2 separate regions of the Homo sapiens genome follow, and region 2 is linked to region 1. Evidence: read pairs that join two places in POLR2A ChIA-PET (ENCODE). Cell type or tissue: PC-3. All regions are shown on one strand. Links, peaks and the distances in the headings refer to the core of each region. The heading gives the core; the rest is flanking DNA.

What was found. Peaks named below come from ENCODE experiments on the same cell type or tissue, not always from the same donor. Only the 100,000 strongest peaks of a DNase experiment are listed, where the experiment ranks them.
Region 2: POLR2A ChIA-PET joins it to region 1 with 16 read pairs; 2 of 35 experiments call an interaction of 5 or more read pairs at or near these places.

Annotation. Positions count from the first base shown.
Region 1 is chr18:57,726,089-57,731,475 of GRCh38, reverse strand. The region is part of intron 2 of ATP8B1 (ATPase phospholipid transporting 8B1); the gene reads left to right. Among named protein-coding and RNA genes, the nearest start is that of ATP8B1, 75 kb to the left of the region's middle. In PC-3, for the core only: no CTCF peak of the experiment used is centred there; no DNase peak of the experiment used is centred there; H3K27ac peaks cover 371 bases.
Region 2 is chr18:57,872,398-57,877,784 of GRCh38, reverse strand. No RefSeq gene overlaps it. Among named protein-coding and RNA genes, the nearest start is that of ATP8B1, 72 kb to the right of the region's middle. In PC-3, for the core only: no CTCF peak of the experiment used is centred there; no DNase peak of the experiment used is centred there.

The DNA of each region.
Region 1 (5,387 bases), core at 332-5,331:
GGGCTTGGACAAGTACCCATTGTCCTTAGTAAGAAGGGCTGGGAGAGCATATCTGACAAGTTCTGCAGAGAAAATACATTAAGGTCTTTGTTAGTGTGTGTATATATATATATATATATATATATATATATATATATATATATATATATATATATATATATATATATTTTGAGGCAGGGTCTCACTGTGTCTCCCCAGCTGGAGTCCAGTGGTGTGAACTCGGCTCACTGCAGCCTTGACCTCCTGGACTCAAGTGATCCTCCTACCTCAGCCTCCTGAGTAGCTGGACTACAGGCATGCACCAGTATGTCCAACTAATTTTTGTATTTGTGTGTGTGTTTGTGTGTGTAGATGGTATTTCACTATGTTGCCCAGGCTCGTCTCAAACTCCTGAGCTCAAGGGATCTGCCCACCTCAACCTCTCAAACTCCTGGAATTACAGGCATGAGCTACGATGCGTAGCCAGTGTATATATTCTTAAAATGGAGTTATGCGGGCAAGAATCTGCATGTTACTGCACCCAGAAATTTTTAAAGGATACATATCAATCAGTCTTAGATGTTAACTATTAGTATTGTTAAATTGGCGGTATGAGTTATATAAATAACCATCCTTGTGTATGTGTGTGTGTGTGTGTGTGTATATATATATATATATATATATATATATATATGTATATGGTCTGCCCAGGGTCAGGCCAGCATCAGAGGCAGGGTCTAGACCAAGGCCAGCAAACTTTTTCTGTAAAGGGCCAGCAAGTAAACATTTTAGGCTTTGTGGACCACGTGGTCTCTGCCAATGTTGAGTGTAAGTGACCGCAGACAGTACATCACTGAAGGCAGTAGAACATGGCTTGCTTTTACCATGATGCCTTTTCTTTTGTGGCTTTTCTATTTCATCTCCTGCTGGTTCTCCCACCCTGGCAAACAGATGTGGGCTTCTCTTGTAGCTCTTCTCCATGAGCAAGCTGAGACTTTTCTCTCTGGACCCCAGATTTGATATCAGGCTGAAAATATTTCCTCCATGGTGTTCCCTAAAATTCTAGCCGAACAACCTTAGCATCACATTCACAGAAATCATTATCATAGTGTTCTGGTTTCAGCGCTCCAGACACGCCTCCCTGCAGCCTTAGTCAGAGAAGCCTCGGATTTTAGCTGGTTTTCCCGAGGTCTCTGTTACTGCCATTCTGCCCTTGAAGGCTTTCTAGAAGCCTCTTTTTCCCCCATGCCAAACCCCCCCTCTAGTTTCTCTTTCTTGGGTTCTGCTATCTGGATGAGCTATTTTTTTCTAATAATTTTAACCTGTAGAAGATGTGATATGCATGAAATCCCATTTCTGCAATGATTCTTCCTGTTCTGGTCACAGAATCTGCCTGTGGGGAGATTCTCAGTGTGGGGAGTGCATGCACCCCGCGAGCCCCATCTCACCCAAATGTGGGGAGGCCATTGACTCCTGTATGTTGTGTGTCCGCTACCTTTCCATAGCAAACATTTAGATGGATTACCTCTTAGAGTGGGTTTCTGGTTTTGATTTCAAGCTGTTGAGGATTGAGCTTAAGTGCCTTCTGCCTTGAATCAGAAGGTACTAAACTCATGATACTTGACCAAAATTAAAGTGAAATTCCCTGCCGGGCACAGTGGCTCACGCCTGCAATCCCAGCACTTTGGGAGACTGAGGTGAGTGGATCACCTGAGGTCAGGAGTTCAAGACCAGCCAGACCAACATGGTGAAACCCCGTCTCTACTAAAAATACAAAAATTAGCCAGGCGTGGTGGCAAGTGCCTGTAGTCCCAGCTATTTGGGAGGCTGAGGCAGGAGAATCACTAGAACCCGGCAGGCAGAGGTGGCAGTGAGCTGAGATGGTGCCATTGCACTCCAGCCTGGGCAACAAGAGTGAAACTCCAACTCAAAAAAAAAAAAAAAAAAGAAAGAAAGAAAATGGAATTCCCACCAATCTGAACAGGAAGGTGGCCTCTGTCATAACAGGTCCAGACTGGATATTGGTGAACTAGCTAAAGCTGAAGCAGCCAGACAAGTTACAAGGAAGTTCTAGTTGATTGCCCAAACAGTGAATAAAACATGCTTCTTCCTCATTCCTTTCCCCGCTAATTGCACTGCTTAGTCTCCTATCACAATTTTGGAATCTCTACCAAATGTAGATATCTGATGGGGTGGCAGGAGAATTGGCTCCATGGGGTCCAGGGTCAACTTTGCTCTTGGTGCTTGGTGGCACGCCATCAGACGTGTAGTCCGAGACACAGCAAAGGGACCGGGATTGGGTGCCTGCAGAAATGTCAGAGACGCATGTAGTGGGTGGAAACTCTCATCCCCTGTTTTTTTACAACTCTGCCTGCCCATTCTGGTGGTTAGGATCCTTTCCTGATCATTCAGTTTGCAGGTCATATGTTTTGTAGATTTCTACCCTCGGTATATGGGCATTAAAAGAGCTCAGTCTTGGCCGGGTGCGGCGACTCATGCCTGTAATCCCAGCACTTTGGGAGGCCAAGGAAGTTGAATCGCCTGAGGTCAGGAGTTCGAGACCAGCCTGGCCAACATAGTGAAACCCCATCTCTATTAAAAATACAAAAATTAGCCCGGCATGGTGGTGCACACCTATAATCCCAGCTACTCGGGAGGCTGAGGCAGGAGAATCGCTTGAACCTGGGAAATGGAGGTTGCAGTGAACCAAGATCCCACCACTACACGCCATCCTGGGTGACAAAGTGAGACTCCATCTCAAAAAAAAAAAAAAAATGCTCAGTCTTGAATCTTAGTCATGTTTTCCAAGGGTGATTTATATTCCTAGGGGATTTGGGTGGTTCTCGCTTCTCAAAACCCATATCAAATGACTTTGCCTGTGACTTTTTACAAAAATTCTTATTCTAATACCTCTCTGCGCCCTTCCCAAGCACACAGATGATGTTCAGTAAATGCCAGACCTCTTTCCTCCCATTTCCCATGTGCCCTGCCTCCCTCACAGCCAGTCTGCTCTCCTTCTTTCCTCCCTTCCTCTCTTTGCCCTCTTCATCCCTCTTTCCTTTCCCACTATATTCTCATTTGTGCAATTTCCCAGTTAAGGTCAGTGTCACCCTGACTTCTCTTTCTTTTTTTAATCATCATCTGTCTTTCTTGACATTTCACATCCTGAATAATTTCCTTCAGAGAATCAGTTCTTTAAGACATCAGAACATGAGTCACCCTGCGAGGTACCACCAGACTAACACCAGGGACCAGCACCCATTCTAGCAAAACACTGCCTAAGCAGCCTGAACTGCGCTAGTTTCTTTAATGAGGGTTGTAGCACAGAAAGTTGCTTTCTTTTTTTTTTAAAGAAAGGAAATCCTCTAGCCCAACTAAGCTTTCCTGTTAAACAAGTGCTTTGAGAGACCCATTCAGAGTACTTTTCACTAGAAGGACCTTTATTGTGTTTTGTGAGAAGGAAGGACAGGCACAAACATGCTGTTAGAATGTGCCATGGAGAAAGATAAGCCCACAGGTTCGAGTGGAGTAACTTTACCCTTTGTGTAAAGATTCAGCAAAGATTCTCAGAAATGAGCGGGAATGTTTTCAGTGCTATGGGATGAGCTCTGTCGTTTCCTGATGAACACACTTCTCAGCATGTGTTCTGGGAAACACTAGTTTTTGTATTTTTGGAGTTTTCTTGTTGTTTGTTTGTTTGTTTTTGTTTTGAGATGGAGTCTCTCTCTGTCGCCCAGACTGGAGAGCAGAGGCGCGATATCGGCTCACTGCAACCCCGCTCCTGGGTTCAAGCGATTCTCCTGCCTCAGCCTCCCAAGTAGCTGGGATTACAGGCGTATGCTACCACGCCTGGCTAATTTTTGTATTTTTAGTAGAGACAGAGTTTCACCATGTTGGCCAGGATGGTCTCGATCTCCTGAACTTGTGATCCACCAGCCTCAGCCTCCCAAAGTGCTGGGATTATAGGCGTGAGCTACCACACCCGGCCTTAAAGTGATATCTTCATAAAATAATCTGGAATTAAGAATGTGGGGTCTTTAGCGCATCTATGAATTAATATTTAGTTGGAACCAAAACACAGATAAAGATGGCTCATTGAAACGTATCAATCGTAGGATATCCTAGGGAATCTGTGAAAAGTGCTGAGGGAGCTGTTCCACTTAATAAGATGAATTTTCCATTTTCGGCACATACCACATATGGGAGTCTACTCTGGCTACTTATTTTCTTTCTTTCTCTGATCGGTTGTAAATTACCATCCACCTCCACAGCCTAAAAACACCAGAGTAATTGATGCTTGTAAAGCCGCAGGGTGAGGGGTATTCCTGCACTGAGTGATTACTGATGGGGAAGGGTGGTGATACTGTGCCATCTCATTTTATTTTATTCTTTTTATTTATTTGTTTATTTATTTATTTGACAGAATCTCGCTCTTGTTGCCCAGGCTGGAGTGAAGTGGCGTGATCTCAGCTCACTGCAACCTCCGCCTCCCGGGTTCAAGTGATTCTCCTGCCTCAGCCTCCCGAGTAGCTGGGATTACCGGCGCCCGCCATCACGCCCAGCTAATTTTTGTATTTTTAGTAAGGACGGAATTTTGCCATGTTGGCCAGGCTTGTCTTGAACTCCTGACCTAAGGTGATTCGCCCACCCTGGCCTCCCAAAGTGCTGGGATTACAGGCATGAACCACTGTGCCCGGCCTATTCTATTTATTTTTAAGATCTTGGGCAACATGCTCATTTTAGAGAATTTGCTTTCAAGTCATGTAATTTATGATTGAACCTTGGGTAAGAATCTCTTGCTCATGGAAACCTAACTCAGCTGGTGGTTTTCTTCCTGCTACTTTGCAGCCCAAGTTCAGAAGTAGATTTTTAATGATAGAAGTCACCATAGGAAGACACTCTCCTTTGCACTAACTGGGGGTTCTCAGTCCTGCCTGTACATCAGAACCTCTTGTGGAATTTTTACAAACTCTCTAGGTGCCTGGACCCAGCCCCTGAAGATACAGAGTGGTTCTGGGATGAGGCAAGGGGAAGAATCTATCATTTAAAATGAATTCAGTGGCCTGAATATTTTCTCCCATTCTGTTGTCTCTTTACTTTGTTGATTGTTTCCTTTGCTTTACAGAAGCTTTTTAACTTGTGATCTCATTTGTCCGTTTTTGCTTTGGTTGCCTGTGCTTGTGAAGTATTACTCAAGAAATCTTTGCCCAGTTTAGTGTCCTGGAGAGTTTCCCAAGTGGTTTTTTTGTTGTTGTTGTTTGTTTTTGTTTGAGGCAGAGTCTTGCTCTGTCACCAGGCTGAAGTGCAGTGGCACAATCTTGGCTCACTGCAACCTCAACTTCTTGAGTTCAAGCAATTCCCTTGCCTCAGCCTCCCGAGTAGCTGGGACTACAGGTATGTACCACCAT
Region 2 (5,387 bases), core at 332-5,331, 150 kb before region 1:
TTTTAAAAAATCATACAAACCAATCCAACTTGGTTTACTTCAAAATTATGACCACAACTCTCACATGACACCTAGGAATGTCTGTCACTCCACTTACAATTCCTGAAAACATTCCCCTCTTACTTTCTGGGATGCTTATTCCACACTTCCTTAAAGACATATGAAATCTAATCATGTTTATCACCCTCACCTGCCCCCCCCACCACCCATCTCAGCCAACAGCATTGCCCAATATATCATAGAAAGGTGGACAGTCAAAAAAGAACCATTCCATCCCTACCATCGCATCTATCACCTTACCTGGGCTTGTACCTGCAAAATCCACCTTCTCTCTTGGTAGGGATGAAGGCCACTCCTCCACTTGTGCTTTGAGTTTCAATCTCCTTCTGCTCTCAAGAACTCTGCCCTTGCAAATATCCCCTTCATTCATGCCATATTGATTGTCCCCTCAACCAAATTATTCCCATTGGCAAATAAACATGATTTGATTTCATATGTCTTTAAAAAGTATTCTCTCTTGATTCACTCCAGCCACTCCCTCTTTTGCCTGCCCACTTTCCACCTCCCATGGGCTCTTGAACCCTCTCCAACTGAGCTTTTGCAGTGTCCACCATTCAATCAAAATGGCACTTCTTAGAGTTATTATCATACTACAGGGTGACCCATGTCAAAGACAGTTCTCCATCTTCACCTAACTAGATCTGCCAGCAGCGATAGACACACTTGAGTTCTCCTTCATTCTCAAAACACTTTCAGGCCCTGTGACTCTCCTCCCACCACACTGGCCTTTTTTCCTTGACTAATTCCTCTTTGGCTCCTCAACCTCTAAATATTGATGTTCTTGAGGACTTTTGTCTTCATCCTTCTCCTTCTCTATATCCACACTCCTCCTCTAAGTGATCTCTTCCAGTCCCAGGAAGATATAGAATTGACCACGGTCAAACTCATAGTTTCCTCTCTGGCAAGCACCAGACTGACATCCTACTGTCCACCAGATATCACCACTTGGATATCTGACAGACTTCTCAAATTTGGGGTCATATGTGAAGGGATTAAAAGACCTGGAACCGCACTAAACAAGCCAACAATCATTACAAATAATATGTAGCAATGACTTACATTGTCTATAAAAGCACATGGTTATCACACAATTTGCTTGAGCAAGCTCTACATATTGTGTGGTTGTTGAGTAGAACTGTTTGTTGACCTAAATGCACTTACTGATATACCCATGCAGTAAAATCCTTTTATGTTACAGGGAGCAGAAAATCTTTCTTTAGCATCAGTTTGATGAGATGCTGGATGTCTTACCTCTCACAGGCAGCAGGGGTTACCTACTTTTCACCCCATTGAAGGTCCAGTCCAGCTCTGTGGTCCAGTTGACAACCATCACCATAGCAACTTATATACTCATTTCTAGCAAGAATAAATAAATATGTCTTGAAGGGCAGGCTGTCACCATTCTACTTGATATTGATTCTGCTGCTCATGGACTTAAAAAAAGCTACCTTTTTTGTTTTGAAATAAGTGTAGCTGGCCGGGAACAATGACTCACGTCTGTAATCCCAACACTTTGCAAGACCGAGACGGGTGGATCACCTGAAGTCAGGAGTTCGAGACCAACCTGGAAAACATGGTGAAACCCCATCTCTACTAATAGTACAAAAAAATTAGCCAGGTTTGGTGGTGCATGCCTGTAAGTCCAGCTACTCGGGAGGCTGAGGCAGATAATTGCTTGACCCTGGGAGGTGGAGGTTGCAGTAGGCCGAGATCACTCCACTTCACTCCAGCCTGGGCGACAGAGCGAGACTCCATCTCAAAATAAATAAATAAATAAATAAATAAAATTAAAAAAAGAAAAAGAAAATGTCCTTCTAGTCCTACTTTTCTAATAGCCTTATTAATTTTTTTAAAATATTGTTGTAAGAACAAACATAGATCTATGGAACAGTATAGGAACTCAGGAATAGACCTATTTACATATTGAAACTTAATTTATGATAAAGAGGGGTCCATACAACAATGGGGAAATGATTATATGGTATACACTTTGAGGGAAACAAATTCACTGTATGGAGAAAAATGAATCTGGATCCCTAAATGAAAATACATGAAAAGGTGGATTTTAGATGGATTATTGGCTTGAACATGAAAGATAAAACCGCCAACTTAACAGAAGGAAATATAGAAAAATATATTTGTCACCTAAGGATGAAAAAAGACACTTTTAGCAAAACTTTAAGAGCATAAGCCACAAGGCAAAGATAAATATTTAAGATCAAAAAAGGATAATCATGGACAAAATTAATGAGAGATAACAGAACGGTCGAAGATATTTGCAATTCCTAAAACTGAGAAAAGGATTGTTTCCCTAGATACATGGACCCCCCCACAAATCAATGAGAAAATAAACTAGCAGTCCTTCTTTTTCCATGGTTGCTTATGCTTCAGGTGTCATAGCTAAGAAGCAATTACCTAATTCAAGGTTACAAATATTCATACCTGTTTTCTTCAAAAGGTTTTGTAGTTTCAGCTCTTTTATTTAGGTCTATGCTTCATTTTGAGTTTATTTAAAATGGCATAAGGAAGAAGTCCAACTTGATTCTTTTTGCATGTGGATAGCCAGTTGTCCCAACACCATTTGTTAAAAGCCTATTCTTTTCCCACTGGATTGTCTTGGTACAAATCAAATTCATAAATGTATGAATTTGGCCAGGCATGCTGGCTCTCACCTGTAATCCCAGCACTTTGGGAGGCCAAGGCAGGTGGATCACCTGAAGTCAGGAGTTTGAAACCAGCCTGGCCAACATGGTGAAACTCTGTTTCTACTAAAAATACAACAATTAGCCAGGCTTGGTCGTGGGTCCCTGTAATCCCAGCTACCTGGGAGGCTGAGGCAGGAGAATAGCTTGAACCTGGGAGGCAGAGGTTGCAGTGAGCTGAGATCACACCATTGCACTCCAGCCTGGGTGACAAGAATGAAACTCCATCTCAATAAATAAATAAATATGAATTTGCTTATGAATTCTCAACTCTATTCCATTGACCCATATGCCTATCCTTATGCTAGTACCACACTGTCTTGATAACTGTAACTTTGTAAGCTTTGAAATCTGAAGGTGTGAGTTTTCCAACTTTGTTTCTTTTTCAAGATTGCTTTGGCTATTCTGGATCCTTTGCATTTTTTATTAGTCCATTTTCACACTGCTACGAAGAACTGCCTGAGACTGGGGACTGGGTAATTTACAAAGGAAAGAGGTTTTTTGTTTTTTTTTATATACTTTAAGTTCTAGGGTACATGTGCACAACGTGCAGGTTTGTTACATATGTATACATGTGCCATGTTGGTGTGCTGCACCCATTAACTCGTCATTTACATTAGGTATATCTCCTAATGCTATCCCTCCCCACTCTCCCCACCTCATGACAGGCCCTGGTGTGTGATGTTCCCCTTCCTGTGTCCAAGAGTTCTCATTGTTCAATTCCCACCTATGAGTGAGAACATGCGGTGTTTGGTTTTTTGTCCTTGCTATAGTTTGCTGAGAATGATGGTTTCCAGCTTCATCCATTTCCCTACAAAGGACATGAACCCATACAAAGGAAGGAGTTTTCATTGACTCACAGTTCTGCATGGCTGGGGAGGCCTCAAGAAACTCATAATAATGGCATGAGGCAAAGGGGAAGCAAGACATCTTCACAAAGCAGCAGCAAGGAGAAGTGCTGAGTGAAGGGGGAAGAGCTCATTATAAAACCATCAAATCTTGTGAGAACTCATTCACTATCACAAGAATAGCAGGGGAGAAGCCACTCCCATGATTCAGTTACTGCCACCTGGTCTCTCCCTTGACACGTGGGGATTATGGGGATTACAATTCAAGATAAGATTTGGGTGGGGACACAAAGCCTAACCATATCACATTTTCATATGAATCTTAGACTCAGCTTGTCATTTTCTGCAAGGAAAAGAAAAAAACAGCCAACTGGAATTTTGAAAGGCATTGCATTGAATCTGTAGATCAATTTAGGGAGGATTGCCGTCTTAACAATATTGAGTCTTTCAATCCACAAATATGGGTTTCTTTCCATTTATTTAGGCCTTCTTTAATTTCTTTCTATGACGTGTTACAGTTTTCAATGTCCAAGTTATGCACTTCTTTTGTTAAATTTATCACTAAGTATATTATTCTTTTTTGATGCTATTGTAAATTAAATTGTTTCCTTAGTTTTATTTTTTTGAGTTATTTATTATTAATGTATAGCAATATATTTTCTTTTTGTGTATTGACCCTGTATCTTGTAACCCTGCTTAACTGTTTATTAGTTCTAATAAGTTCTTTTTTAGGTTTCTTAGGATTTTCTATATACAAAATCTTATTATCTGTAAATAGAGATCATTTTATTTCCTTTGTAATCTAGGTTCCTTTATTTATTTTTCTTGACCAAATGCCCTGACTAGAAACTTCAGTACAATGTTAAATAGAAGTGTTGAGAGTGGACATCCTGGTGTTATTCCTAGTCTTAAGGGGAAAACGTTTAGTCTTTCATTCTTAAATTTGTGTGCCATTTTGCTATTCTTTTTCTATGTCTTATATATTTTTTATTTCCTATTCCTACATTACTGCTTTCTTTTGTTTAATGGCTATTATCTAGTATACAATTTTAATCCCTTTGTTTCTTTTACTATATGTTTTTAGTTATTGTTTTGGTGGTTTCCCTGTGGAATACAATTAATATATTAATTTAAAATAATATAGTTTGGATTAATACCAACTTAATTTCAACAGTATACAAACATTTTGCTGCAATATAACTTCATTCTCTCATACCACTTTTGTGCGATTTTTGTCATACTAACTATACATTATAAACCAACATAGTTGGTTTATAGTTGGTTCATAATCATTACAAATCAACATAGTTTTATAATTATTACTGTATGCAGTTGTCTTTTAAATAAGAGAGGAAAAGAAAGGGGTTACAAATAAAAACACTTTTCTGCTGTCTTTTACATTTACCTATGTAGTTACCTTTACCATACTTTTTATTTCTTCATGTGGATTTAACATGTAGGGTTCTCTCATTTTATGCTGAAGGATTCCTTTCAGAATTTCTTGTAGGGCAAGTCTGCTAAAGATGACTTCTCTCAGTTTTTGTTCATCTGTAAATGTCTTAATTACTCCTTTGTTTTTTGAAGGTTTGCTGATATAGAATTCTTGGTTGACAATCTTTCTTTTAACATTTTGAATGTCATCTCATTGCCTTGTGTAGTGCACAGACTGGTACCAAAACAGACATCTCATTGCACTGAGTGCAGTGATGTGATCTCGAGTCCCTGCAACCTGCACCTCCCAGGTTCAAGCTATTCTCCTGCCTCAGCCACCCAAGTA